Regions from separate parts of the Homo sapiens genome. Here region 2 is linked to region 1. Evidence: chromatin loops called from intact Hi-C (ENCODE). Cell type or tissue: chondrocyte. All regions are shown on one strand. Links, peaks and the distances in the headings refer to the core of each region. The heading gives the core; the rest is flanking DNA. Region 1 holds the start of MIR130AHG (MIR130A host gene). Region 2 has its middle 8.1 kb from the start of LINC02735.

What was found. Peaks named below come from ENCODE experiments on the same cell type or tissue, not always from the same donor. Only the 100,000 strongest peaks of a DNase experiment are listed, where the experiment ranks them.
Region 2: a loop joins it to region 1, with 3 times the contacts of the local background. A loop is called at or near these places in 2 of 110 quality-filtered maps.

What each region holds. Positions count from the first base shown.
Region 1 is chr11:57,631,935-57,644,652 of GRCh38, reverse strand. It overlaps MIR130AHG (MIR130A host gene), which reads right to left and starts at 6,277. Exons shown (of 2, transcript NR_186232.1): 1 at 5,981-6,277. It overlaps MIR130A (microRNA 130a), which reads right to left and starts at 3,455; the gene lies at 3,367-3,455. RefSeq lists enhancers at 884-1,383, 4,658-5,237 and silencers at 6,084-6,143, 6,164-6,353. In chondrocyte, for the core only: CTCF peaks have their summits at 2,782, 2,986 (motif pointing right), 4,767 (motif pointing right) and 5,792 (motif pointing left); no DNase peak of the experiment used is centred there.
Region 2 is chr11:56,834,052-56,846,769 of GRCh38, reverse strand. No RefSeq gene overlaps it. Among named protein-coding and RNA genes, the nearest start is that of LINC02735, 8.1 kb to the left of the region's middle. In chondrocyte, for the core only: a CTCF peak has its summit at 5,354 (motif pointing left); no DNase peak of the experiment used is centred there.

The sequences.
Region 1 (12,718 bases), core at 2,245-10,244:
TTGATGGGAAGTGAAACAAAATAGCTCAAAAATTAGGCCGGGCGCGATGGCTCACGCCTGCAGTTCCAGCACTTTGAGAGGCCGAGGCTGGTGGATCACCTGATGTCAGGAGTTTGAGACCAGCCTGACCAACATGGCAAAACCCCGTCTCTACTAAAAATTCAAAAATTAGCCAGGCATGATGGCACGTGCCTGTAATCCCAGCTACTTGGGAGGCTGAGGCAGGAGAATCACTTGAACCCAGGAGGCAGAGGTTGCAGTGAGCCAAGATCGTGCTGCTGCACTCCAGCCTGGCGACAGGGCAAGACTCCGTCTCAAAAAAAAAAAAAAAAAAAAAAAAAAAAAGCTCAAAATCGCAACATCAATGCCACCATATGACCCAAGGGACATTTTATTGGCAGTGGTATGAAATCCCTACTGTTGTTGGGTGCCCAACAGTTACAGGGGAGACCATATACATCATAAAGATCATTTTTTGGTAAGCTATAATATTCTTTCCAGATTCATTCATTAATATTCCAAATATTTATAAAGCATCTATTACTTGCCAGGCATTGTGTTAAGCACTAGATGTTAAGCACATGGTGAAGATAAGGCAGCTGTGACCTGACTTCCTGGAGCTTTCTGTCCAGTAGGAGATGCAATAACCAGGAAATCCCAGTAGAAGATGATAATAAGGGATCTAAGCAGGGACGTGGAGGAAGCTTGGGAGCTCATAGGAAAGGAACTCAGCTTAGATGTAAGGAGTCAAGGAAGGCTTCACAAAAGCGATGACTACGATGGCATTTGAAAGATAAGAAGTTAGGTAGGCAAAGGCAAAAGTGATGGAAGTATTTCAGACAGAGTATGTGTCAAGTAACTTAAGTTTAGTTAATTGAAGGAAATAAAAGTTGCTTGTGGGCTGAAAGCAGTGGCTCACGCCTTAATTCCAGCACTTTAGGAAGCCAAGGCTGGAGGCTTGCTTGAGGCCAAACTTTGAGGTTAGCCTGGGCAATATAGCAAGATCTTGTCTCAAAAAAAAAAAAGCCATACCTGCACCTGTAGTCTCGACTACTCAGGAGGCTGAGCAGGAGGATCACTTGAGCCCAGGAGGCTGAGGTTGCAGTGAGCCATGATCACGCCACTGCACTCCAGCCTGGGCTGGAGCAAAACTTTGTCTCCTTAAAAAGTGGGTGAGAGGACATGAAAGGAAAGAGAAGCAGGAGCCATAAACTATTTAGGGAATCTAGATTTAATCCCAATGGTATTAGGGAAATATGGGAAAATTATTGTTTTTTAGAGTGGAGTGGCAGTATCAAATGGCTATTTGTGCCCAGACAAGAGGCTCAAATAGAAGTTTTAATAGACTGGAGAAAGTAAGGAACATATGGTAGGGTGCGGTGGCTCACACCCGTAATCCCAGCACTTTGGGAGGCTGAGGTGGGCGATCACTTGAGGCCAAGAGTTTCAGACCAGCTTGGACAACAAAAATTAGCCAGGCATGGTGGTGCACGCCTGTAATCCCAGCTACTCAGGAGGTTGAGGCAGGAGAATCACTTGAACCTGGTAGGCAGAGGTTGCAGTGGGCCGAGATCGCGCCACTGCACTCCAGCCTGGGCGACAGTGAGATTCTGTCTTAAAAAAAAAAAAAAAAGGGAAATAAAGCTAACTGTACTATCTCAAATACTGTTGTTGTGATCAGAATGGAGAGGCTGTCTGGGCAGGAGAAAGGAGGACTAGAACTGGAAGGCACAGAAGTAAAAGGGCAAGGGAAAAAGGCAAGCCATGGAGAGATGTCCAACATCCCTCAACTAAGGCCTCAGGGGAGTCTGACCCATCTTTCAGTTTCTACATGCCTCATGATGCCAAGATCCCTCTCAGGGTCCAGCAGAGGACCTCAAAACCCTATTCCTCTTGGACCCATTTCTTGCACCAAAGTTTAGGGAAGATTTCTCAAGTCCCAAACTCTGCTGTTGAAAACCAGGCACAAACTAGCTGCCTTCTTCACTTGATCTTAGCCAAAAGACCAGGAATACTAGCTGCCTTCTTAAAGAAGCTCCCCAAATATTCCTCTCATTCAATTTATTTTAACAAGTTTTAATTAAGCCTACTAGGCACTGTGGGAGACAGAGAAGTAAATGGCTGAGTCATTGCTCTCAAATTTTTCTTTCTTTTTTTTTTTTTTTGAGATGGAGTCTCGCTCTGTTGCCCAGGCTGGAGTGCAGTGGCGCAATCTCGGCTCACTTCAACTTCTGCCTCCAAGATTCATTCAAGAGTCTCCTGCCTCAGCCACCCAAGTAGCTGAGACTACAGGCGTGCATTACCACGCCTGGCTAATTTTTGTATTTTTAGTAGAGACGAGGTTTCACCATGTTGGCCAGGCTGGTCTTGAACCCCTGACCTCAGGTGATCCGCCCGCCTCGGCCTCCCAAAGTGTTGGGATTACAGGCGTGAGCCACCGCACCCGGCCTCAATTTCCTTGTAATTGGTCCTGGGAGAATCATTCTGTGGGTTGATTCAAGGGATCCTATTAATCTTTAAGATTAAGTCATGGGCAACGCTGTCCAAATCTTGGATGCCCAGACAGGTGTGCCCTCAAGCAGCATTACCATCAAACACCCCGTGACCAAGAGGGAGTGGTGCTGAGAAAGGTAAGTGGATTCAGGGAAGGAGTGAGGTCTTTCCATGCCTCATGAGCCAGGGAAGGAGCTGTAGGTATGGGATGCCAGCAGCACACAGGTCCTTTTCTTTGGGGAGCAATCCTCTCGAGTTAACCCCCTTTCCTTTCTGGTGCATTCCTTTTTTTCTCAAGGAGGCCTACTCTGTACCTAATAGTGATTCTCCTAATCTTTTTCCACTCACTCTCCATTCCGGGCTGAGTCTGGGAATGCTTATCCTTCTTAGCCTAAGGAGTTGCCACCACTTCTGGTCCTTAAAGGTTTGAGGCTTTGGAAGATATCCTCATACAACCAGCAGATGGCATCAAAACCTTCCACCCCTCAGCTCAGGAAATCTCCCAGTTTGAAGAACCTATTCAGATCTCTCCAGATGGGTCTACAAAAAGATGAGTGAGCTGTCAAGACTTAACACAGGGTTGTATCTAGGCTTTGCAACCTAAGAGCTACACAATCTTAGCCAAACTGTTTAAACCTTTCTGACCCTCAGTTTTTCATCCATAAAATGGGGCTGTTACCTCCCAGAAGTTATTAGGTTTCACAGTAACGGAGGCAGTGTCTATCACAAGCACTGCATACAGAAGTAGTTCCATAAATGAGAGCTATTAGTATAACTAACAAGTGAGGCTACCCAGATTCCCACCAGGGTAGCTGACTGGTGCCCAGATGGGAGAGGAATTGCAATGCTGAGGAGGCAGCCAGCGCTGGGTAGCACTACACGGCCAATGCCCTTTTAACATTGCACTGCTAGTGACAGGTGCAGACAGTAGCACAATGTGAAAAGAGCTCTGGCCAGCAGCAGAGGCATGCCGGCCCTGCCTCCTCACTCCTTCTCCCAGTCCCTGGCCCACTCAGCTCACGGGCTCCCTCTGCCCCTTCTTTGCTTCAATACAGCTTTTTTCCCTTTTATTCCATTCTTAGTGTTCATTCTATTTTTTCACCACTCTTCCTTTTGCCGCCTTCTTCACCAACCCCCTGACCCCCAGCACAGAGACCACCTTTTTCTTGGAGGTTTTGGCATGGGAGGACAGGACCCACTAAAGCAGCTGCAGGGATACTTCGGGCTTGATGCTCAGTCCTCAAAGAAAACGGCTATTAGCAATCCCCAAAGTCTGGAGGTCACTCGTATGAGGCTGTGTTCATCTGGATTTGCATTTCCGCTAGCTTACCTTCTAGAGAGGAGCTTGCTGCCCAAGACTACAGAACCCTCTACTCTTCTCTAAGTTTCCATCTCCTTTTAAATTTAGATAAAGCAGAGCTCTAGGCCTCAAGGCAACACTCTCAGATGACCTTCCAGGACCAGAGAGGTGGGAGCCTGTAGTCACAGCTCCCCACGCAGTAGAGAGAAGCTTCCAGGCGGGGAGGTGAAAGCTGCTGGTGAAGCCCCACCCCTGCATCTCCTTTTGGAGGTCCTGAAAGCACTTTGCAGATTCAGCATTAAAATGGTGAGGGTGATTCGCTCACAGTTACTGAGAGTTAGGGATAGGCTTTCACTGGCAGTGGGATTCACATCTGAGTTATTTCCTGTCTTATCCAGGGACCCTTGGTTGGGGAGTCTTCAAGCTCATCCTAGCACTTCCCCATCCTATCCAACCCTAAGGGGGCTTAAATACAGGACAAACAGTCCCCGGAAGATTAACACCCAAAGCCAGAAAGCTGCCCTGGAAGGACACCTGGATATCTGGAGGCTCAGACCCAGGCAGGCTCTATTGTGGCACATTCCAGCTAGGGCCACAGCCCCGGAGCCCAGCTCCAGTTCTGACCCAGTGAACTTTGGGCAGCCCAGAGAAACAGAGGCTGGAGGGTGATTCCTCCAGTGCCCCGATCAACGAAGGGGAGATGCCTTCTTCCCTAATCCACAGCCACCGTAAGGAATAGAGGACAGAATTCCAGTTGGGAGCTCTTCCTCTGGGCTTCCCTCTAGCCTCGTCCCACCCCCTCAGGAAGCAGGAGACGTTCCCTCCCGCTCTCCCCGGCAGAGTTTGTTCCCGTAATCTGCAAACATGGGGCCCTGCCCTACAGTTTTAATGGGCGGAAACCAAGACCCCTCGAGGGTCAGTGACCTCTCTGCTCTGGGGTTGGGCAAACCAGGCCCAGCTGGGAACTGGATCACACCAACAGGGGGCAGAGGGGCAAAGATAAGGCTGCACAGCAAGCTTCAGGGAGGCCAGGGGAAGATTCTTCCCCAAGAAGTTTCCAGGTCTCTCCTTAGGGAGTGCAGGGAGAAAGGGCCAAGAGCCCCTCAGCTCTCACACACCCAACTCATTCCTGAGGAGCAGGCCCAGCGACTCACCAGCCAGCAGGACCCCTCCCCCACCTTGGGCCCAGGAGCCAGCCCCCAGCTCCTTCCAGAAGCGAGTGTAGAGACCGAGGAGGAAATGGGGGAGGGGAGGCCCCGGCTCAAGTTCTCTCCTCTCCCCCTCCTCATTGGCCACCATCTTCCGGCCCCTGCCCCCAGAGCAGCAGGGGATGGGGCCCAGCCTGTGAAAGGGAGAGAAAGGGCAGGTGGGGGGTTAGCTGGAGCAGCAGGGGCAGGGGGCTGGCCCCAACTGTCTCCTCCCACCCCCTCCTCGCAGCCATGGCGACGGGAGGAGGAGACCAGGAGGGTCCTGAAAGCCATGTTCTGTGAATGGGATGAGAGAGGCAGCTGGGAAGTGGGGGGTGAGGGGCGCTCTCCTTCAACACCCAACTGTGCTCCCCCCGAACACACACACCTCGAGGCTGGACCACACAGGCGCACGTACACACCACACACACACACACACACACACACAAACTCTCAGCCATACTTGCTGCACAACTCAGCCCTCATTACACACCCAAACAACAAGAACTGGAGTGTGAGCGCACGCCCCCCACACACACACATCCCCGCACCCCTCAACACCCCACAACTATCAGCTCGAAAACCAGCCTCACACCCCCACACCGCCCCTGGCTCACCCTACAACTTCTGGAGGTGCAGAACTCCCTGCCCTGCTCCAGCCCTTCGGCCCCCGGTCCCCCTCGGAACACTCCACGCCCTCGCACACAACCCAGGTGGAGACAGATGGCCCAGCTCGGCCGTGCCCAGCGGAGCCCCCCATCCCTACCCCACCACGCCCCCCACTGGAAAATGACAGTGAGGCCACCTCAGAAAGACACGCCTGGTGCTTCCCAGTTACAGTGTTTCCAAAGGAAAAAATAGAAAAGATGCCCACGAGTGGAGAATGAGGAGGGAAAAAGGAAGACGAGAGAAAGAGCCCAGACCGTCCCCCTCCCTTCCCCAAGAGAGAATAAAACCGAAAATCGGTGTCGTTACCCTTCGGGAAGCTCTCGATACCTACACATTGCTCTTCGTTAGGATCCTCTGCCTGCCACCTCCTTCTTCCCGGGCTCTTTCTCTGCCCTTCCCTCCCTCTTGGCTCCCCTCCCTGGCCTCGCTCCCCCTCGCTCACGCCCTCTCGCACCCCGCCAGCCCCTCTCCCGGGCCGGGCTTGGATCCCCAGCGGCCGCCCCGCCACCCGCCGGCCGGGACCGAGGTTGCGAGGCCGGTGGGCCGCGGAGACCCTCTCCTCTGCCGATCTCGCTCTTCCCCCCTCGCCCCCTTTCTCCTTCCACACTCCCTGCCGTCCATCTTGAATACTTGGGATTCTTGAATGGAGTGAGCAGGATCCGCTCCCCCAGGCTCCCATTGGCTGTGGGTTAACCCTTTTGAAACGAGATCCTCCCTCCCATTGGCTGCCAGGCTCCCCTCTTCTCCCCCAACCCCCATCCCCTCCGCCTCCCAACAGTCCGCGAGGTCAGGGCGCTCCCGGAGCCCCCTCCCCTGGCTTCTCACCTCAACAACCCCCGCACCAGGACGCCCCTCTCCCCGCTCTTTCCGTCACGCCCCGCACAGGGCTGCAGGTGAAGGCAGATCCAGTTCCCGCCAAATGCGGCCCCAAGGTGGGGCTGGCAGAAACCCTGTTCCCAGATGCCCCTCGTGCTGGATTTGGAGACCTTGGAAGATACAAGGGGTGCAATTTCCTGCCCGTCTCCAACCCCTCCTTGACCAGAAGTACTTCTGCAACAGGGGATCCACTCAGCCTTTCAGCCTCACCCAAGGCGGTGGGAGAGCGTTCCTGAACGCCCGCGCTTCTTGGGCTGGCCAGGAAGAGGGCAGCTCTAGAAAGAAGATCTGGGGCTCTTCACCGAAGCTAATTCCCCGAGTGCCGCAGGGCAGGCCTGACCCGATCAGGAATGTGCAGCATCTGGAGCTCCGCTCCGTCAAAAACATCCCCTCAGACCAGCCCTGCCCCGCCTGGGCCAACGTGCTGTGCGCCCACAAGGGGCTCTGAGGTGGGGGAGCCCAGAGAGGAAGGCGGCAGCAAGGACGAGGGCGATATGTCAGGCCTTGGAGTAAGGTCCGGGGTTTTAGGCCTAGATCTGCCATTAAGATGCAGGGCGAGGCTGGGCGCGGTGGCTAACGCCTATAATCCAAGCACTTTGAGAGGCTGAGGTGGGAGGATTGCTTGAGCCCAGGAGTTCCAGACCACCCTGGGCAACACACTGAGACTCTATCTCTACGAAAAATAAAAAAATTAGCTGGGCGTCGTGGTGTGGCCTATGGTCCCAGCTACTAGGGAGGCTGAGATGGGAGGATCGCTTAAGCCTAGGAGTTCCAGGTTGCAGTGAGCTATGATCGGGCTCGGTGGCTCATGCCTGTAATCCTAGCATTCTGGGAGGCCGAGGCGGGTGGATCACCTGAGTTCAGGAGTTAAAGACCAGCCTGGCCAACATGGTGAAAACCCGTCTCTACTAAAAATACCAAAATTATCTGGGCGTGGTGGTGCTTGCCTGTAATCCCAGTTACTTGGGAGACTGAGGCAGGAGAATCGCTTGAACCCAGGAGGCAGAAGTTACAGTGAACCGAGATCAAATCATTGTACTCCAGTCTGGGTGAAAAGAGCGAAACTCTATCTCAAAAAAAAAGCTTGGCGAGGTCATGTTTCCTTTTTAGCTTCAGTTTCCTCGTTTGCAAAACGTTGGTCTAGGACAGCGCAGTCCTGATAGAAGTTTCTGTGAGAAGATGGAAATGTTCTATATCTGCATCATTGTAGAAAATTACATATATCGTGGTCCCTTTTCAAAATAAAATGTCTCAGATAGGCTTGGGTCCACAAACCACAGGAGAACAAGATCCACTAAGCCCCTACCTTAATAGCTGGCATCTGCTGGTTGGGGCCCCTTAGCTGCCCTCACCCGAACCAAACAGTTTAGTTGAGCTTGAAAGATAGCTAACTTTATCAGCTTGCCTTAACTACCTGGGTCATAAGTCAAACAGTTGAAGGACCCCCCAAGATGGCTGCAATGCATTATGGGCTGCAACAAAATGCAATGGGGCAACCCTAAAGAAAACACCTAAAGCCCCAACCCAACAACCAACAGGCGACGCTGGGGAAGATTGTGACCCCATAGTACTCAGCCTATGAGGAACGGGGGGAGGGATTTGTGCACTAGGGGATAAATTGCTTGTTGTAACTGTCCTGGGTGTGCCTGCCTACCACACACCTGATCTTGCAAGACTGTCATTAAAAGTCTCACTTTCGCTGTTCCTCGTGCCTCTAGGTCCATTCTTTGGGTTTAGATGGGTGAGCATGTTTCTCTCAGTCATCAAACAATATGGTAGCCACTAGCTACGTGTGACTGTTGAGCCCTTAAATGTGCTACCGTGACTGAGGAAGTGGCTTTTTAATTTTATTTCATTTTAATTACTTTCATACAGCCACATGAGGCTAGTGGCTACTATATTAAACGGTCTAGAAAATCTTTGTGGTGTTGCTAATAAGAATAAAATTCTATGACCCTTTTTTTTTTTTTTTTTTGGAGACAAGGTCTTGATGTGTTGCCCAAGTTCAGTGGCGCCATCACAGCTCACTGCAGTCTAGACCTCTTGGGCTCAAGTGATTTTCCTGCCTCAGTCTCCCAAGTAGCTGAGACTTCAGGTACGTGCCATCACATCCAACTAATTTTTTTTTTTTTTTTTTTTAAGAAAGACTTGCTATGTTGCCCAGGCTGGTGTTGAACTCCTGGGCTCAAGCAATCCTCCCACCTTGGCCTCCCAAAGTGCTGGGATTACAGGCATGAGCCACCCCACCTACTGGCCCATTTTATGATCCTTTTCTTTTTTTGAGACAGAGTCTGGTTTTGTTGCCCAGGCTGGAGTGCAGTGGCGCGATCTGCAACCTCTGCCTCCTGGGTTCAAGTGATTCTCCTGCCTCAGCCTCCTAAGTAGCTGGGATTACAGGTGTGCACCACCAGGCCTGGCTAATTTTGTATTTTTAGTAGAGATGGGGTTTCACCATGTTGGTCAGGCTGGTCTCAAACTACTGACCTCGTGATCTGACCACCTTGGCCTCCCAAAATGCTGGGATTACAGGTGTGAGCCACCACGCCCGGCCATGAGACACCGCGCCCAGTTCATTCTATGATTCTTGCTGGGGGAAAAAAAAAACCCTTTCTTTTCATCCTCAGGCATGAATTCCTACAGGTTCAAATCACAAATCATAAAGGGCATCAATTCCCCGGAAATGAGGTTCAAATTCCTGTCACCTTTGTCAGGAATCCTTTCCTTATGAATGTCAACCACTTCTCTGAGAAGGGAGCTGAGATACACCCACCCCACTACACAATGAAAGATTGTGGCTAAAAGGGAATTTGCAGGTTTGTCCAACCTTGTTTTTTCAAAAATAGAAACCAAGACGTTGACGGGGTGGGGATAGGGGCTGTCACTTGCCCAAGGACAGTCAGAACAGCAGGTTGATGTGTTCGCTCATGAGTTAACGTGCACCTGTAAACTTAGTCCATCTCTTTGGGGCTCCTGCGGGAGCACACACATACATGTACATCATTAACTTCATTCAAGAGATGTGCTTCTCTGACCTTGGCCAAATGAGAGCCGAGATTTAAGGGCCAGATGGGTCCTCCAATTGACATGTGGAAATCCAGAGCTCCTGGGTATGCCAGGATTACAAGAAGATGGACAGCCCAGAGCCCACTCCCTGAATATGGTTGAAGGACCCCCTTGTGGCATTGCCACCATGAGAAGAGGAAGCTGAGGGGCGGGAGAAGAAGGACTCTGAGTTTATCCTTGGACTGACCAAGAGACAGAATTAGCTGGGGGTTTTGGAGGATAAGGAGGGCAGGGTGCCCAGGATTTTGGTAGCTACAGGCTATGACTTGTGCATATAGGGCCCTAACCTAACAGAGAGACAACTGCTGCAGGGAGTTGATAAAGGAGATGGCTGCACTGGCCTGAGCTTATACAGTGTTTGTCCAGTCTTGCTTCTGGAGAGCCTTTGCCTGGGTAATGTGCATGAGGGGAAACACAGAGCTTCCTGGGAAATGGCTGCTATCTTGAATATTTCCTTACTACTAGGAGACATTGCTAAATGACTGCTCTGGTGAGAGATATAAGGAGTTCAGAGAAAAGAAGGATTGCTCCCAATGGGGAATGGAATCCAAGAAGGCTTCCTGGAGGAAGCAGCATCTGAGACTTGAAGAATAGAAAGTATTTAGACACAAGAAGATGGGAGAAAGGAAGACAAGGAAATGCCAAGGAGAGAGAACAACACAAAGGCTGAGAGGTGGGGAAATGGTGGGATTGGCTGGAGATTCAGTGGGAACCTGGGGTGTCTGAAGGGGAATAGAAAGGAAGAAAAGGCAGCTGGGACAGATCATGGAGGGCTTGGACACATCTCTCCAGCCTCTACTCTGCTCCAAAGACATCATTTTCCTTGAACATACTTTTATCTTTTCCTCACCAAGACAAACCCCGCAACTATTCATTCAGCTGCCCCAGGGCCTCCATGCTCAGCTCTCTGCCTCTTCTGCCTTAGTCTACGGGCCCGTCTGTTGTCCACAAACATCCTTCCCTGGGCAAAATGGGCTCCAATTGCTCAGTAGAGAATGGACTCTCATTGGTGTCTCTCAGTTCAGTCTCCTATCTCTGGATTCCCAGTGTGTAGGTATGAGCTGCATGAAGGACCCTCCTTTTTCACTCACCACCTTCCAAACCCCCACGTGGCCCCACCCCTTCTCAGGAGAGTCAGAAATGGAGGCCAGGAACAGCTAGACGTGGTCCAACCTGTTACAGGAGTGTAAAAAATGCACCCAGGAGCTACTTGGCTCCTAGCCACCCTACCCCACCTCCACATTCTTCACTCCTCTTATGGGAGTTTCAGAATGCACCTGGGCTTTGCAGGAACCTCCCTTTCCCACCACCCCCACAGCAATCCAAGACTATTCTGGAGGTGCTTCCTTTGCCTCCCTCCCTAACCTCCATTGTCATATACAGATATGGGTCCCTCCATGCCTATTTGGGTAAATCGTGTAGAAAAAAAGGATTGCTCCCAATGGAGAATGGAATCCACGAAGGCTTCCTGGAGGAAGCAGCATCTGAGTCTTGAAGAATAGAAAGTATCACGTAGAATACTATAAATGTGAGACAGGGAGACCATCTGCCCTAAACCTTTGCCTCTTGGAAGGACTGAATCTGAAACGCTGGAGAGAGTTGCCTCCTTGCTTAAACATCAGTGGAGGTAGGTAACTCAACTGCTAATAACACATGGCTTTTTTTTTTTTTTTTTTTTTTTTTTTTTTGAGACAGAGTCCTGCTCTGTCACCCAGGCTGAAGTGCAGTGGTGCCATCATGGCTCACTGCAGCCTTGACCTCCAGAGATCAAGCAACACTCCTGCTGCAGCCAACTAGATGGGACTACAGGCACATGCTACCACACCTAGCTAATTTTTGTATTTTTTGTAGAGACAGGGTCTCCTTATGTTGCCCAGGCTGGTCTCAAACCCCTTGAGATAGGGGATAGGTGATGGCTATCCCTATAGGGGATAGGGGATGGCTCAAGCCATCCCCTTGCCTCAGGCTCCCAAAGTGCTGGGATTATAGGTGTGAGCCACCATGTCTGGCTAACACAGCTCCTAGTTCACTTGAGATGATGATAGAGGCTTTTCCATATGAGCCTCTTTCATTTCCCCTCCTTCCACAGTAAGGTGCCTCTTCACCTTTACCATCCTGCTTCTCTCAAATGCTGCTGTGTCTGAGCACTGCCTGTATGCAAGGCTCTGGAACCATCGCTGGGAAACACTGCCAGCCCGGAAAGTGCTCACAGTTGAGGAGAATGCAAGGCAGACACATAAAGAGGAAGTCACGGCCGACTGCAGTGGCTCACGCCTGTAATCCCAGCACTTTGGGAAGCCGAGGATCACCTGAGGTTAGGAGTTCAAGACCAGTCTGACCAACATGGTGAAACCCCATCTCTACTAAAAATACAAAAATTAGCTGTGCCTGGTGGCACGTGCCTATAATCCCAGCTACTCTGGAGAATCGCTTGAACCCAGGAGGTGGAGGTTGCGGTGAGTTAAGATCGCACCATTGCTCTCCAACCTGGGCAACAAGAACGAAACTCCCTCTCAAAAAAAAAAAAAAAAAAAAAAAGAGAAAGTCACACAGGTGCCCAGGTAGACGTAAGTGCCTTCTTTCTGAGGTAAACCTCTTTCCTTGAGGTCTAGCTCTCATCCTTTACTCCATCAATTGCCCCATTTATTGCATCTCTAATCCCTTTCCATAAACCTAGGGCAAGGGTCAGCCAACTACAGCCCACAGGGCTAAATTCTGCCTCTGCCTGTTTTTTGGTAAATGAAGTTTATTGGAACACAGCCATGCTCACTTGTTTACACATCGTCTATGGCTGCTTTCTACAACCACGACAATGGCAGAGTTGAGTGGTTGCGACAGAGACCATACGACCAACAAAAGCCTGGCATATTTACTGCCCAGCTCTTCACAATAGAAGTTTGCCAACTCCTAAATTTATGGGCAGTTTTAGACCTTGCCATCTCAGAAAGATGTAATAGAACTCAAGAAACGCAACTGAAATTACTCCGAGATGGGAGTGGAAGGGCGAAGCCCAGACTTTTCATCTCAGTCTATACATATGCTCAAGTCTTCCCTCAACCTGTCGTGAAGCTTCTCGAAATGCTAGTCAGCTTTCTATATTATCTCTCCTTCATGGCTCACTCGTTCGTTT
Region 2 (12,718 bases), core at 1,706-9,705, 800 kb after region 1:
TTTAATGGATTCAAGTCCATCAACAGCCCTCAGGAGAAGGCTTGCAAAATATCCCCGAGATATCTCTGGATATGTGTGTCTTTGTGCTGCCTGCTCTGTGTTCCTCCCTTGACTCAAAGTCCTTTCCATTTCTACTGCTGGAGAGTTTACCATGCAAATCCTGCAATCTGGGTAGAAAGCAATTTATGCAAGTAGGCTCCAAAGCTTGGTATGAGGCCAATGCCACACGAGCAGGCGAGGCTCAGAGTGTCCAGTCTTAACCATTGCAAAAGATCAAAAGTGTGTCTGGAAGTGGTGGGTTCTTGGTCTCACTGACTTCAAGTATGAAGCTGCGGACCCTTGCGGCGAGTGTTACAGTTCTTAAAGATGGTGTGTCCAGAGTTTCTTCCTTCTGGTGGGTTCGTGGTCTCACTGGCTTCAGGAGTGAAGCTGCAGACCTTTGCGGTGAGTGTTACAGCTCTTAAAGGCGCGTTTCGGGAGTTGTTCGTCCCTCCTGGTGGGTTCGTGGTCTCGCTGGCTTCACAAGTGAAGCTGCAGACCTTCCCGGTGAGTGTTACAGCTCATAAAGGTGGCGTGGACCCTAAGAGTGAGCAGCAGCAAATTTATTGCAAAGAGCAAAAGAACAAATCTTCCACAGTGGGGAAGGGGACCCAGCGGCAGTGGGTTGCCACTGCTGGCTCTGGCAGCCTGCTTTTACTCCCTTATCTGGCCCCACCCACATCCTGCTGATTGGTCCATTTTACAGAGAGCTGATTGGTCCATTTTGGCAGGGCACTGATTGGTGCATTTACAATCCCTGAGCTAGACACAAAAGTTCTCCAAGTCCCCACTAGATTAGCTAGACACAGAGCACTGATTGGTGCATTTACAAACCTTGAGCTAGACACAGGGTGCTGATTGGTGTGTTTATAAATCTTGAGCTGCACACAGAGTGCTGATTGGTGTATTTACAATCCCTCAGCTAGACATAAAGGTTCTCCAAGTCCCCACTAGATTAGCCAGACACAGAACATTGATTGGTGCATTTACAAACCTTGAGCTAGACACAGAGTGCTGATTGATGCATTCACAATCCCCTAGTCTTACATAAAGGTTCTCCAAGTCCCCACTAGACTCAGGAGCCCAGCTGGCTTTACCTAGTGGATCCCACAGGGGGCTGCAGGTGGAGCTGCCTGCCAGTCCAGCGCCATGTGCCAGCACTAGTCAGCCCTTGGGCAGTCATGGGAGTGGGTGCCTTAGAGCAGGGGGCGGTGCTCATCGGGGAGGCTCGGCCCGGCAGGAGCCCACTGCAGGGGAGGCTCTGGCCTGGCGGGCTGCAGGTCCCGAGCCCTGCCCTGCAAGGAGGCAGCTGAGGCCCAGCAAGAATTGGAGCACAGTGCTGGCAGGCTGGCATTGCTGGGGGACCCAGAGCACCCTCCGCAGCTGCTGGCCCAGGTGCTAAGCCCCTCACTGCCGGGGGCTGGCGGAGATGGCTGGCTTCTCCAAGTGCGGGGCCGCCAAGCCCACGCCCACCCAGAACTCGTGCTGGCCCACGATTGCTGCACGCAGCCTGGGTTCCCGCCCGCGCCTCTCCCTCCACACCTCCCCCTCCACACCTCCCCTTAAGCAGAGGGAGCTGGCTCTGGCCTCGGCCAGCCCAGAGAGGGGCCCCCACAGCGCAGTGGCGGGCTGAAGGGCTCCTAGAGCATGGCCAGAGCAGACACCGAGGCTGAGGAGGCGCTGAGAGCGAGTGAGGGCTGTGAGGGCTGCCAGCATGCTGTCACCTCTCAAAAGGTTTCATCTGTAGCAGGGACAGAAACAGTTACATCCCGTTTGCACCTGGGAGCAGCACAGTTATTGAGGCTGGAGAGAGAACTCACTAACTCCAGCAACAGACATAAGAGTAGTCAGCCATGAGTTGGGTATTGGTGATTCTCACAACTAACTCTGGCTCCAGGAGAAAGAGCAGGAATCAGTCTCAATTGAAGCTGGAGTTCAAGAAGATTTCAGACACATTCTGAGTCCCGATAAAGGCTGAAAGGGAAATATTTGAATGCGGGGGAAGGTAGGGATGAAGAGTGGAAATGGAGCCAAATATACTGTTTCTGTCTTTGTTTTAACTGTTTAATTCTTAATTGTCTTCTTCTGGTTTGAGGAAGCGCTGTTATATACATAAATACAAGATTAATCTTAGCTGGTCTACTGCAATCCTATGTTTATTTCCAGGGATGCTTGGAGCCATTGTTGTCTGGAGGGAGGACTGACTTATTTCCAGAGATTCCTGGAGACACTGCTGGAACCTTAGCCAAATCAGAATAAGCTCAACTAACTGGTGACAAATATTCCTGTGCTAGGACCTGAGACAGGCCAAGTGAGAGATCTGTAGTAGTTTATTAGCTTTGTTCATTAAAAAAACAACAAAAAATTCCAGATTGGTGTTTTTTACCTAGTTTCTACTATGTTCTCTTTGTTTCTTCTGTTCGCTTTTGTCATGCAGCCCAGTTTTGGTTATGAGACCAGACAGATATGAAAGACCACTCCTTGGACAAGACTGTGATTCTCCAGAGCTCAAGTTTTCTTGTATATATCTTAGTAGTTCATGATTCAGATTAAAATCGCATCCTAATCAATTGAGAAATGATCCTGGAAGCTGGGTCTGAAGGTCTTGGACTTTTCTGAGGTTTTCTGTGCTTTCCCCCCACCTACTTTAGAGTATCCTTTACTTTATTAAGACTGTACTCTGTGGAGTCTCATGAGTCGTTTCAGTTGTTCAGCCCTGTGTATTGATGCATCATGTTAGTTTTGTGTTCACTCTGGAATGTGATACAGTAAAAGGTCTATATATTTTTTTCAACTCATCTAAATTGTCTTAGGTCTAGCTGGACTTGATCAAATGGCAATTGAGAAAGTCAGGCTTTAAGTAAGCCAGATATCTGGCTTTTGATTCTCCTCTTTCTCACTGTCTTCTCCTCATTCCCCTTAGATATAGAATACCCTCATAATTTTTCTAATATCCTCCCATCAATGCCTTCTGTGGATTGCTCTAAGAGACTTCCCTAATTCTTTTCTACCCCATTTTCATTAAATAAAATTAGTTTCCAGCCCTCTGCAGCTACAAGACTGTGTTTTTACAAAACTGCTATGACGCATCACATCCTATTAAATCATTCTCTCACCTGATAGACTGTGAAATCTGTGAAAACAGAAGTCCCGTCTTACTCATTTCTAATTCTTAGCCCTGTCTTATAAGAGCAGGAACTCTTTAAATGCATTATCAAAGAAGTCAATGAATTAACAACTAGCTCTTTATAGATAAAGAAGTTCTTTTACTTTGAAGAGTTATTCAAGTGTTGACCGACTGGCAACATTATCTCACAGGTGTAGTTGTATTCCAAATGTAACAATGGATAAAACCTTAAGCTAAAGTAATGCTATTTTAATCGTGGCATGTCACATGTTGACAGACTCTAGGTAACTCAAGTGTTTGCATATGTTTTTAGTGGGGGCACCAGGGACTTTCAGAGAAACTTCAAATGGAGACACATAGATTCTTTTGACCATAAATCCACTTTGGAACCCGGAAATGTCAGTGAATATTCATCTAGTTTAAGTTGGGGTCAATTCTACCCTAAGTGAAATCTCATTATTATTTTTATTGAGGTTATTTTTAGCATGGCACAGGTGGCCACCATGGCATGATAGTCAGTCTAAAGCTCTGCCACCAAATAGCTGCATGACCATGAGTCAGGTTGCTTGTGTGAAATTTTCATTTCCTTATTTGCAAAATAAAAGGTTGAATTCCATAATCTCTGGTGTCTCTGTCAGTTGAATATTTCATGTGACCATGAATACATCATTCAACCAGATACACTTAACTAGAAAGAAGTGCTTTGTGTGAAATCAGTGAGATCAGTCACCTTTCACTGTCTTGGCAAATGGAAGGAAGGAATTGTACATGAAAGATTAACAAGTCACATTTGAACTGGGAAAAAAAAAGAGTGACATTTTCAGTTGTCATTGTATTTGGCCTAAAACAATATTACAGCATATTTGGTTCCTCCTGGAATATACTTACCCCATTGACTTGGTATTCTTTCTGATATCATCCAATTGTCTGATTGCCCATAAGGCTGAGAAAGAGACTACATGGCAAATTAGTAGCCATCATAAAGTCTATGAAGTAGGCGAGTGACCTTTATTTCCATCCTGGCAGAGGACAAAAATAAGAGCGTATTTGTAAGAAAACTGAATACGCCCAAAGCAGATAAGTTGATGTATGAAAGGTAAGTCCCATAGACTTTAGGTGTCATGCGAGGAAGCTTCGTGGTTGCCAAGAGATCTGAAAAAAATTTACTTTGGAGAAATATAGTCCAGGATCTAATTAGGTTTTCAAGTACAGAATCTTGGTCTCAAGGGCAATTGGATTTATGGGTACTGAATTCAGCCAAAGAATATCCAAGATGATACCTAAAAGTCCCCCCAAAGCTCGCAAGAGAATGATACATAGTAGTGGAGTGCCAGGTTTCGTTAGAAATGTATTTTTCTTGGGCAGGGACACTCACGTGGGCCTGATTCATTCTGGCTTCTTGGGGAGAGGCTTTATTGCGGGGGGGTGCCATATGCTGATTTGAAGCTTGGTTGGTGAACATGACATGAGAAGGGAATATTAGTGGCATCTGGCTAGGCTGCCATAAGATTGACACTGCAGAGTTCCCTACTCCATTTTCTGCTTACTCCTTACTGTGTTTTCAGAGATTTTTTTTTTTTTTCGTGGTTCCATTCAGCAAACTCCTCTTCTAATGGATCTGCTCTAATTTAGATAAAGAAAGAATTTGGTCTTATTGCCACCCAGTGTAATAAAACAGATATTTCAAAAGCGACTTTGTATATTGTTCCCAATTATTTTACACTCATTTGTGGTTCTAACCTCAGAATGAGCAATCTTAATTTCCTTTTATTTCAAAGATTTGTTTTGGGTGGGAGGAGGCTGTCGGGGTGGAGATGAGGCATCTTAACTTTCCCTAGTGAACTACCTACAAAACATATGGTAACATTTGCTACTTGATAAACACTAGAATGATTTAATCGGTAAATGCTAGGTGCAATGATGCTTTTTAAATTTGTCATGGTTGTTTTTGGTTCTGCAAGTCAACTAACAATAAGGATTTCAGGAGCAAAACTGTTGTGAGACATTCTGTTCTGAGTTGGTAACAAAGTTCATAATTAGGATATTAGAAGCTCACACAAGAAAAGGAGATACTGTGGCATGGTCAAGATATTAACGGCTGAGTGTCAGGTTTTCTGTTATATTTCGGCAGGAAGAGGAAAGAATTTGCTGACAGGAAAGCAATATAGCCGACCTCTTTGTATGTGGACGTGCTGCCACCTCTTGGTCTTTTCTTGTCATTGACGAGGTTTCAAAAGCTGCTGAATCTAGACTACCATTCCAGTTTTCTGCTCCTGGGATCTTAGTAAGCTCCCAGACATTTTTGCACTAGGATGGGAATCGGAAGGAATGGGTTCTAGTTCCAAAAATGAGAGTAACTTGCTCTGTGATTTTGGGCTACTCATAACTACTGTGGGTGGTGTTTTTCTCATTTGCAAAGAAGCCAAAAATATTGATCATGGTAGCCTAATTTTTTTTATGATTACAATATATTTTTTAAATACTTCAGATGTGTTATAGGACTTAAGCCAAACAATTATATCCACTTGCAATTAAGGAAAATGTGGCAAAGAGAGAGCAAGTAATTTGTTTGTTAAATGGCAGAGCTAGGATTTGACCATGATGTTAAACATGTTTTGCAAAGTTTCTTCCAGCTCTGGTTTTTCTACTTCTTTTCTAATTGAATTAACTTTAATGATCGCTAACACTTATTGACAACTTGCTATTTGGCAACAAACTAGGGTTTTTACATAAGTTCCCTCCTTTAATTATTGTTATAATAGTATAAAACAGATACTATTATCCTTTCTGTTTTATAGAACAAGAAAACTAAGGCTTAGATTAATTGATAGCTGACCACTTTAACTGGTGTGTCCCACTCTTTGTTTATCTTCCTGATGTAGCTGACAATAATATGCTACAAAACTTTTAAAAACTTGTATTTGAAAAAACTATATATATAATTAGTTTTTTTTTCTGTTTGTACAAAAAAATTTTGACAGTCAGTGTAGGGAGGGGGAATACACAGTTTGTTCTAATAAAGATCCAATCCTCAGAAAGAATTATGACTAATAGAAACCTGTGTCATATGATTTATTATGTATATTTGTGAGGTCCACAATGAAAGGGGTTCAGCTAAAATAGTGTGGGGGTTCCAGTGTTCAGGGAGATGACAGCAGTCATATGCACATGCATTCACACTTAGACACATGTACAAACAAAACTCAGTTCCATTGTAAATGTCAGTGAGAAGAAGTTTATCCTATCTTTGGTGTTTCTGAAGAGAGATTTAGGAAATAAAGTATGTAGAACATACAGGAAAACAGTGTACCAATCATGCTAGGTGTCACCTGCAAAGTGTACCCTAGCACTACTCATAAGGCCATTCCAACATTCAGTTGGCTAGTAGCTTCTGGGTGATGTGGCATGAAGGAAGCCATATTGATATTATGGTCATATGCTTATTGCTCTTTTCTCATCATAAACTATGTCCCTTGGTCTGAGATAATGTTAGATGGAATCCCATGATAATATATTAGACACTCTGTGAGCTTTCAAATTATAATATAGACAAAGCATCTGACATAGTTTGAATGTGTCCCCACCCAAATCTCATCTTGAATTGTAATTCCAATAATCCCCACATGTCATGGGAGGGACCCAGTGGGAGGTAACTGAATCATGGGAGCAGGTACTCTCATGATGTTCTCATGATAGTGAATTCTCATGAGATTGATGGTTTTATAAGGGGCATTTTCCCCTTTGCTTGGCACTTTTCTCTCCTGCCACCATGTGAATAAGGATGTGTTATCTTTCTTTTATAAATTACTCAGTCTTGGGTATGTCTTTATTAGCAGTGTGAGAATGAATGAATACAGTAAATTGGTACTGGTAGAGTGGGGTGCTGCTATAAGGATACCCGAACTGTGGAAGCAACTTTGAAACTGGTAACAGGCAGAGGTTGGAACAGTTTGGAGGGCTCAGAAGACAGGGAAATGTGGGAAAGTTTGGAACTTCCTAGAGACTTGTTGAATGGCTTTAACCAAAATGCTGATAGTGGTATGAACAATGAAGTCCAGGCTAAGGCGATGAGGAACTTCTTGGGAACTGTAGCAAAGGTGACTCTTGCTATGCTTTAGCAAAGAGACCAGTGGCATTTTGTCCCTGCCTTAGAGATCTGTGGAACTTTGAACTTAAGAGAGATGATTTAGGGTATTTGGTGGAAGAAATTTGTAAGCAGCAAAGCGTTCAAGATGGAGCAAAGTATAAAAGTTTGGAAAATTTGTGGCTCAACAATGCAATAGAAAAGAAAAGTCCATTTCCTGGGCGGGGGGTTGGGGGCATGGGGAGGGGCGGGGCGGAGAAATTTAAGCCCACTGCAGAAATTTGCATCAGTAACATGGAGCCAAATGTTAATCGCCAAGACAATAGGGAAAATGTCTCCAGGTTATATCAGAGACCTTTACAGCAGCCCCTCCCATCACTGTCCAGGAGACTTAAGAGGGAAAAATGGTTTCATGGGTTGGGCCCTGGGACCCCCTACTCTATGCAGCCTCGGGACATGATGCCCTGCATCACAACTGCTCCAACCATGGCTAAAAGGGGCCAATATACAGCTCAGGCCATTGCTTCAGAGGGTGCAAGCCCCAAGCCTTGGTGGTTTACACATGGTGTTGGGCCTGCAGACACACAGAAGTCAAGAATTGAGGTTTGGAAACCACTTTCCTATATTTCAGAAGATGTAAGGAAATGCCTGGATGTCCAGATAGATGTTTGCTGTAAGGACAGAGCCCTCATGGAGAAGCTCTGTTAGGGCAATGTGGAAGGGACACATGGGGATGGAGCCCCCACAAAGAATCCTCACTGGTGCACTACCTAGTGGAGCTGTGAGAAGAGGGCTACCATCCTCCAGATCCCAGAATAGTAGATTCACCGACAGCTTGCACTGTGTGCCTGGAAAAGCTGTAGACATGAAATGCCAGCCCATGAAAGCAGCCAGGAGGGGAGCTATACCCTGTAAAGCCCCAGAGGCAGAGCTGCCTAAATTATGAAAGCCCACCTCTTGCATCAGCATGACCTGGATGTGAGACATGGAGTCAAAGGATCATTTTGGAACTTTAAGGTTTAATGACTGGCCTATTGGAATTCAGACATGCATGGGGCCTGTAGCCCATTTGCTTTGTACAATTTCTCCTATTTTGAACAGGTGTATTTACCTGATACTTGTACACCCATTGTTTCTAGGAAGTAACTAACTTGCTTTTGATTTTACAGGCTCATAGATGGAAGAGACTTGCGTTGTCTCAGATGAGACTTCGGACTTGGACTTTTGGGTTAAGCCTGGAATGAGTTAAGACTTTGGGGGACTGTTGGAAAGGCATGATTGTGTTTTGAAATGTGAGGCCATGAGATTTGGGAAGGGTCAGGGGTGAAATGATATGGTTTGGCTGTGTCCCCACCCAAATCTCATCTTGAATTGTAGTTTCCATAATCCCCACATGTAGTGGGAGGAACCTGGTGGGAGGTAATTGAATCTTGGGGGTTCTTACTCTCATGATGTTCTTGTGATAGTGAGTGAGTTCTCATGAGATCTGAGTTTCATAAGGGGCTTTTACCCCTTTACTCAGCACTTCTCTCTTCTGCCACCATGTGAAGAAGGGCCTGTTTGCTTCCTTTTTCACCATGATTGTAAGTTTCCTGAGGCTTCCTCAGCCATGCAGAACTGAGTTGATTAAACTGCTATCTTCAATAAATTACCCAGTTTTAAGCAGTTCTTTATAGCTGTGTGAAAGTGGACTAATACAGCATCACAGACTGGAAAGGCAAATTCTTATCTAAAAATTTTGTTAATCCAGTGAGATCTAAACATTGCTTCTTGCAATGTGGAAGGAGTCTGATATGATCAACTTAACACCTGTGGCTCAGGGGTTGGGGTAGTCAAGGGATGGGATTATATTGATGGCCCAGAATCAGGCCTTTCTATTGCAAGATGAATGTTCAGCAACAGCAACATCAACAGCATTAGTGAGGCTGTTTGATCAACCTTGGCAAGGGAAGCCTATGCTGCTGTATTTCTGTGTAGCTTCTATCCCTACCACCATGGTTATGTTGTTCATGAATCCACTGTGTTAGCACTGAGGTGGTTGAAGAAAAAGGGTGGTTGCCATCAACTGGTCAAGTCATCCCATCTACCTGTTCGGTGACTTCCACAGGGGGTAATATTCATTGACATTGATATGAGACAAAACAGTCTGCACCCATTGTGCACATACCCATAGTTATATCCACATACTTCTTATCCAGGTTTCTTTGTCTCATATCTTCCAATCATTTTTTCCAGATATTTGAGTAACCAGTCGAACTATTTGCAACATCTCAGATGTTTGAGTGTATTTTTAGTTCAGGCAACTTTCCCTTTCACTAGCATGATGATTTCTTGCAGAATGCCCAGGAAATCAAGTTTGTTTCAAAGTGTACTATATACGAGAAGAGGAAATTTAAAATATCCCTGTGGCAAAACTTAATGTATACCGCTATCCTTTGCAGGTGAACATAATATACTTCTATACTGTATCTGATAGAGATTGAAAATAAATTGAAAAGGAGGGAATACTTACTTGTAAAACATTTTATGAAGCCAGCGCTATCCTAATACAAAGCCAGACAAAGGGACTACAAGAAAAGTAAATTACAGGCAGACATTCTTATGAAGATAGAGGCAAAAACCCTTGACAAAATACTAGCAAACTAAATTCACAGCACATTAAAAAATCATCAAGATTAAGTAGGCTTTATCCCTGGGGTGCAAGAATGGTTCAATATATACAAATCCATAAATGTAATATATTATATTAAAGTGGAAGTAAAACACCATTTGAATATCTCAATAGATGCAGTAAAGACATTTGACAAAATTGAACATATTTTCATGACAAGAACTCTGAACAAATCAGATATAGAAGAAATTTACCTCAAAATAATAAAAGCCATACATGAAAAACCCAGAACAAATATCATTCTTAATGGTTAAAAATTAAGTTTTTCTCTAAGAACAAGAGCAGGATGAGGATGCCCCTTTCATCTCTCTATTCAACATACTACTAGAGTCCTAGCCAAAAAAGTAGGGAAGAAAAAGAAATGAGGCATCCATAAAGGAAAGGAAGAAGTGAAATTGTTTCTGTTTGTTGACATTATCCAAAGACACATGCACACGTATGTTTATTGCGGCACTATTCACAATAGCAAAGACTTGGAACCAATCCAAATGTCCAACAATGATAGACTGGATTAAGAAAATGTGGCACATAAACACCATGGAATACTATGCAGCCATAAAAAATGATGAGTTTGTGTCCTTTGTAGGGACATGGATGAAGCTGGAAACCATCATTCTCAGCAAACTATCCCAAGGACAAAAAATCAAACACAGCATATTCTCACTCATAGGTGGGAATTGAACAATGAGAACACTTGGACACAGGAAAGGGAACATCACACACCAGGGCCTGTTGTGGAGTGGGGGATAGCATTAGGAGATATACCTAATGCTAAATGATGAGTTGATGGGTGCAGCACACCAACATGGCACATGTATACATAGGTAACAAAGCTGCACGTTTTGTGCATGTACCCTAAAACTTAAAGTAAAAAAAAAAAAAAGAAAATCCTAAAGACCCCACCAAAAACTGTTGAACTAGTAAATAAATTCAGTAAATTCGGAGGATACAAAACCAGTATGCAAAAATCAAGAGTGTTTCTACGCACTAACAATGAACTATCTGAAAAATAAACTAAGAAAATAATCCCATTTAAAATAGCATCAAAAAATACTTAGGAGTAAATTTACCCAAGGAGGTTTAAGATCTCTACAATGAAAATGGAAATACATTGATGAAATAAATTGAAAAAGACACAAGTAAATAGAAAGATGCCTATGTTTTTAAATTGGAAGAATTAATATTGTTGAAATGTCTGTACTACAAAAATCAATCTACAGATTCAATGCAATGCTCCTCAAATTTTCAATGGCATTTTTCAGATACATGGAAAAAAGTTCTAAAGTTCATATGGAATCACAAAAGATGCCATATAGACAAAGCAATCTGGAGTAGAGAGAACGAAAGTGGAGGCATCACACTACCTGACTTCAAAATGACTTACAAAGATATAGTAATCAAAACAACATGGTACTGGAATAAAAATAGACACATAGACCAGTGAAACAGAATAGAGAGCCCAGAAATAAATCCACACATTTATGATCAATTGATTTTTGACAAAGATGCCAGGAATACACAATGGGGAAAGGAGTGTTTCTTCAATAAATGTTCTTGGGAAAATTGGATATCCACACACAGAATAAAGAAATTGGACCTTATCTCATACCATATACAAAAATAACTTAAAGTTGATTAAAACTTAAATGTAAGACCTGAAACTGTAAAACTAATAGAATAAAACACAGGGAAAACCATCCACGACATTGGTCTTTGCAAGGATGTCTTTAGATGTGACCCCAGAAACATAGCAAAAGTAGCAACAGCAAAAATAGACAAATGAGATTGCATCAAACTAAAAACTTCTGCATAGTAAAGCAAACAATTAACAGAGTGAAGACACAACCCACAGACTGAGAGAGAATATTTGCAAATCATACATTTGATAAGCAAATAATATCCAAAATGTATAAGGAACTCAACTCAATGGCAAGAAAACGAATATCCCCATTAAAGACTGACAAAAACCTGAGTAAACATTTTTCGAAAGAAGATGTACAAATGGCTAACAGATATCTGAAAAACTGTTCAACATCACTAATCATCATGGAAATGCAACTAAAAACTATAAACAAATATCATCTTATCACTGTTAGAATGACTAGTATCAAAAAGATAAAAGACAACACCTGTTATAATAACAATTATCAAAAAAATGAAATGTAAAAAGTGTTGGCCAAGATGTGGAGCAAAGAGAACAACTGTACACTGTTGGTGAGAATATTAATTAATACGGCCATTATGGAAGACAGTGTGTAGGTTTCTCTAAACACTAAAAATAGAATTACCATATGCTCTAGCAACCCTACTTCTGGTGCAAATCTCAAGTAATTGAAATCAGTGTATTGAAGAGATATCTGCACTCCCAGGTTCACTGCAGCATTATTCACAATAGCTAAGATAAGGAATCAACCTAGGTGTCCAACAGTGTTTGAATGAAGAAAGAAAATGTGACACGTATACACAATATAATACATACAGACTTTGAAAGGAAGAAAATTCTGTCATTTGTGACAACATGAATGTTTGGAAGACATTGTTATAAGTATATTTAGCCAGTCAAAGAAAGACAAAAACTGCATAATCTTGTTTATATGTGAAATTTTAATAAAGTCCAACCCACAGAAGCAAAGTAAAACTGTGGTTTCTGGGCACTGGGTGTAGAAAAAATGGGGAGATGTTGGTCCAACTTCAAACTTTATGTTACAATATGACTAAGTTCTGGGGATCTCACTTACAGCATGAGTGTGATGGATAGGTTAATTAATTTGATTGCAGTTATTGTTACACAATGTAT